Linked DNA regions of Mus musculus: region 2 is linked to region 1. The links are chromatin loops, found by intact Hi-C in ENCODE. Cell type or tissue: gastrocnemius. All regions are shown on one strand.

What was found. Peaks named below come from ENCODE experiments on the same cell type or tissue, not always from the same donor. Only the 100,000 strongest peaks of a DNase experiment are listed, where the experiment ranks them.
Region 2: it touches region 1 in a loop (4-fold over the local background); 25 of 42 quality-filtered maps call a loop at or near these places.

The regions. Positions count from the first base shown.
Region 1 is chr3:138,196,917-138,199,416 of GRCm38, forward strand. It overlaps a transcript of Adh7 not described here. Among named protein-coding and RNA genes, the nearest start is that of 4930579F01Rik, 4.3 kb to the left of the region's middle. In gastrocnemius, a CTCF peak has its summit at 1,403 (motif pointing right); DNase peaks (open chromatin) are centred at 791 and 1,413; H3K4me3 peaks cover 1,566 bases; H3K27ac peaks cover 701 bases.
Region 2 is chr3:138,426,386-138,428,885 of GRCm38, forward strand. Adh4 (alcohol dehydrogenase 4 (class II), pi polypeptide) reads left to right here. Exons shown (of 9, transcript NM_011996.2): 7 at 1,586-1,715. Among named protein-coding and RNA genes, the nearest start is that of Adh4, 12 kb to the left of the region's middle. In gastrocnemius, no CTCF peak of the experiment used is centred here; no DNase peak of the experiment used is centred here.

The DNA of each region.
Region 1 (2,500 bases):
AAGCATCTTTGAAATTCTGCGGCTTGCAGAGAAGATCTTGCACATGCTAGGCAAGTACTCGATCATAGCTAGAAATGTTACACTAGATACCTCAATAGTTCAGACATAGCTATGGAAAGTAAAAATTAGGTGTGCATTTGTTTCCTGTAGCTCTTTAACAAATCTTTTTGAGTTATTAACTTAAACCTACAGAAATGTATTGTCTGAGAGCTCTGCAGGCTACGTGCGTGTGTGCGCTTTGCATGCAAGCGTGCATATGTACATAACACGGTTAATTCCGTTCTCGTGTTCCTAATTGAAACTCAGAAAGCATGACAGGTCCTCCAGGGTCACACAGTGAGGACCTGGCCCAGACTGGCTGAGTGATCATGTTTCTTACTGAGCAAAAGGAGCCCACAGGGGTGACGTCTGTGGCGCTCCAGTGAGGAGCCGTGCTCCGGGGCAAGCTTCCGGTTTGCTTCTTAGGACTCAACTTATGTAAAACGTACCTAGAGAGGGCTAGAGAGATGGCTCTGTTGGTACAGTGCTTGCCACACAAGTGTGAGGTCACAAATTCGAGTCCCCAGCACCCACATAAAAGCCAGGTGCTGAATAGCCTGCCTGTAATCCCAGTGCTGCGGACAGAAGGAGGCTCCATTGGGCTTGCTGCCCCGCGGCCAGTCTAGAAATCTGTGAGCTCTCCTCTCTATGAAACTATGTGTCAGAGAATAGTGTCCAACTTTGAGACTGTCTTTCCATGCCTGCAGCACCCTGCCTTCCCGCATAGCAGGTCCACCCATCCCTCGGAGATGTGGGGGTGGTGGTGGCTGGTAGGCTGCACAATGTGGGCAAGGGCCAGGGATTGCACAGGGATTTCCCCCGGGGAGCAAAGCTGGCGCTATATCACTCTCCAAGAGTTTTCCCGATCATCGCCTCTGCCTTTAGGCTACGAATTTGGAGCAAGTACACACAAGATTCACTATGGGATTTGGCTACATGCATCTGCTATCTGAAGACAGGGAAAAAAAACAGCCTGGACCAAAAAAGCATAGTGACTTTCTGTCCCCGATGTTGCAGTAACTTAGTAAGAATGGACTTAACAATTAGCTTTTTAAAAAAACCAATAGTTTTTTCTTTTCTTTTCTATGTTTAGTAAATTTTGTAATTGATCAAAACTCAAAATTAAAGTAGAGAGTGATTGAGGAAGATACCCAACGTCGACCTCTGATCTCAGCACACGGTAAGTACACCTCCTTGTGCGCATGTGTCCCCTCCACCTGTGCGCATACTTAAATGCACGTAAGAGAAGAAATTCGTGACTAAAACGATAGGAAAGGGGAACTGCCATTCATGCTCGCTCATAAAAGCAAAAGCTGCTTTCTGAGGCGTTCATCTTTGCTTCAAGTGTGTGAATGTCAAAATGACCGCTAGGTGGCAGCAACGGGCTATAGTGTGACAGACAACACTGCCCAAGACTAGGCTAGAGAGAAAGCTTCGGGAGGCAGATCCTGCCGTGGTCATTCAATTCCGTAAACAATAAACCTTCATCATCTCAGAGACTGAGGTGTCCATAAGAGCTTATGTACAGGCCTCTCAGTAAGCTACTGGGTCACCAGACTTGACGGCATCGGCTAGTGGACAGCCGCTTGAAACATGGATGGCCTTTTAGAATTTCCCTCCACGATGCTTTTCCCTGTTCGTTGAGGTTGAGCTGTGAATGTTCACAGGCTGGGACTCAGGGTGTTCAGAGTGATCAACTAGTTTCCAAGAGAATGTCTAACAGGCTCAAAAGTGCTAGAGCAATCTAAGCTAACTATTGGCTCCTGAGAACCCTGGGATGGGGCGTTCCCAGTCCTGGGGGTAACAAAGGGTCTCTTAGGGGTGTTTTTATGGGGGATTCTCCAGATTAGGACCCAAATCTAGTTCTATTTGAAACCAAGGCGTCTGTGCAGCCGTAACTACTCCGTACTCGTGATGGCGCTGGAAAGCCCATGGGAGAGTTTGATTAATAACAAGATCCTTAGATCTAGCATCCTCTGTGGGACCCATCAATGCAAAGTGAACCGAGTTTAGAACCACTGTAAAGATTAAGTGATTTCTGTCATATTTAATTTTAGCTGGAAATAAATGGTATCTTTAAGTTGAGTAACTGAGAAATTGATAGGTTATTAATAAATCTCTGGAAAAAATTCTAAGGGCCAGAGCAACTGGGGAGGTGACCTTAGAGAGAATGAAGGTGAAGGAAAATATTATCCCATATGTTTTAGTAAATCATTTTTTTCCTTTTGACTTTATTTTTTTAGATATTTTCTTTATTTAAATTTCAAATGTTATCCCCTTGCCTGGTTTTCCCTCCCAAAACCCCCTATCCCCTCCCCCTCCCCCTGAACACCTACCACCCCACTCCCCCTTCCCTGCCCTGGCATTCCCTTATATTGGGGCATTGAGCCTTCTCAGGACCAAGGGCCTCTCCTCCCATTGATGACCAACAAGGCCATCCTCTGCTACATATGCAGCTGGA
Region 2 (2,500 bases), 230 kb after region 1:
GGCACCACCCACAATGGGCTGGGCCCTCCCACATCAATCAACTATAAAAAATGCCCTACAAGTCTTGCCTACAGCTGAACTTATGAGGGCATTTTCTTAATTGAAATTCCCGGCTCTCAGCTGATTTTAGCTTGTGTCATGATAACATATAACTGTCCAGCACAGACTTCTTGGAAGTTTCTGTTGTTTGCTATTACTTTGTTGTTTTGTAGAGTACCAATGCCTGAGCCATACTCCAGGACGTGTGCCTTAGCCTGAGCTCTGTGCCACAGTTTTGGGAGAATTTTGCTGTTGCTTTTTGTTGTTGTTGTTCTTTTTTTTTTTTTTTTTTCAAATAGAAAACAGTGATATAGTCAGTTAATAGAGCATGTTAATTTTAACTTGTTAAATTTTAACATGTTCTATTACTAGCTGACTTATGGTTACTTTAAATTATGAGGGCTGGGCATGGTGGCACACTCCTTTAATCCCAGCACTTGGGAGGCAGAGGCAGGCAGATTTCTGAGTTCAAGGCCAGCCTGGTCTACAGCGTGAGTTCCAGGACAGCCAGGGTTACACAGAGAAACCCTGTCTCGAAAAATAAGTAAATAAATAAATAAATAAATAAATAATAAAAATAAAAAAGTTAAAACTTCAAAGCACATTCTAGTTTTCTAGAATGTGTCACCTTCCAGGAAGAGAACAACTAAGTCTTCCTCCATGCTCAACAGTGTGGATCAAACCAGGTCTACTCCTGTCCTCTGTAGCAGTCGAAATGTTTATGTTTGCCTTATGGTTTCTACACGGAATGGCCTTCCACACTGAAGGTTACATTTTCATTTCTTAGCATTTTTCCATCATCCCCAGACTTACAGTAGGCTAACACAGCAGTTCTCTGTCTCAGTCAATGATTCCCTTATGTCTAGCCAGTTCTCTTGGGCTATTCTTCCACATGGTGACTCAGCAATTAAAGCTCAAATCCATGGCCTCAAAATCTCAGAAGTGCAGGCATAGCAGGCAGGATACATCTTAACTGTTGGCTAAAAAGTGGAGGGAAACAAAGTGTTATTTTCTGTGTCTTTGCCCAGTTTTAAGTAGCATCTCTCCATCTTTATCCTACTCTGGGGTCTAAGTATTCAGTGTGTGCCTCCTTTAGCAGGTACTACAGAATCTCTTACTAGCTCTCTCTTCATACTTTTCAATAATCTCATCACAAGTCCCTGGAATTTTGGAATTTCTCATATTTTAGTAAATGTTTATGGTAGATTGCCAAACTATTACAGATTCTTCTTAATTCTAGGGTTGTGTTTCTCAGTATCCATGCTATACATTGACGTTTCAGCCAAATGATGATTGTACAGGGTAAAATGTGTCCCATTTCCTTTCAATACCTTTTTGATGTACTAAGAATGATTTTGTACATTTTATACGTCACAGAACACTGGAGCCTCACACTTCATTAAATGATGTGATGATGTCCTGAACTTGAGCCTATTATGTAACAGGCAACATGGTTCAAACGGTCCCGGGAGCACTGTATATAGTCACACTAGAGGTCACGTCTATTTCTCTGCTTGCCCAGGTGATCTTTTGTTTGACATTGCAGAAAGCAGCTGTGGACTGCACTGTATTAGGCTGGGGGTCGTGCACTGTGGTCGGAGCAAAGGTTGACAAAATGACTATACCCACCGTGGACGTTATATTGGGCCGTTCTATAAATGGAACATTCTTTGGTGGTCAGTTTCTTTCTTTATAGTTTTTAATTTATTTACTATAATATGAAATTATAAAATTATTAAATTTTGAAAGAAAAATAATTTGTATAAATATTGAGTATACAAAAACTAGTCTAGTATTTGAAAAGTCAATGAAGTTTATATGGAAATTTGTCTATAATTTACAAATTAAAATTCAATTTAAGTAGCTGAGCTTAGTGATGCAAGCCTATAATCCTAGCTCTCAAGAGGATGAGGCAGATAGATCATAAGTTTGAGACAAGTTTTCATATAGTGAATTCATGGCCTACCTTAACTTCATAACAAGAACCATCTCAAAAGAAAAAGAAAAAATTTCAAGTGGTATTGAAATGAACCAATCAACTGAGAGTAACAAAAGAGAAACTTTGGTCTAATTAAGACAATTTCTTAGCTAGTGTGGATAATAATCTTAAATTTTCCTTATGAAGAAAAACTTTTTTTTTGAAAGTCGGCTTCTATGTATAGCCCTGACTGTCTTGGAACTCACTCTGTAGACCAGGCTGGCCTCAGACCCAGAGATATTCCTGCCTCTGCCTCCCAAATGCTAGGATTAAAGGGATGCACCACCATTACCTGGCAAAGGAAAACACTTAAATATAATAAATCCATAAAATTAAGGAGAGAGAAAAGCTTGGTGTATTTAAAGCAACCCAAATCTGACCTAATAATTTCGCCTCTTCAACAATCACACTTACCTAGATTTAAGTAAACAAAGCAAAGACATTAAACTAAAGGGGACCAGCAGGAGGGTGGGATGGGTGACA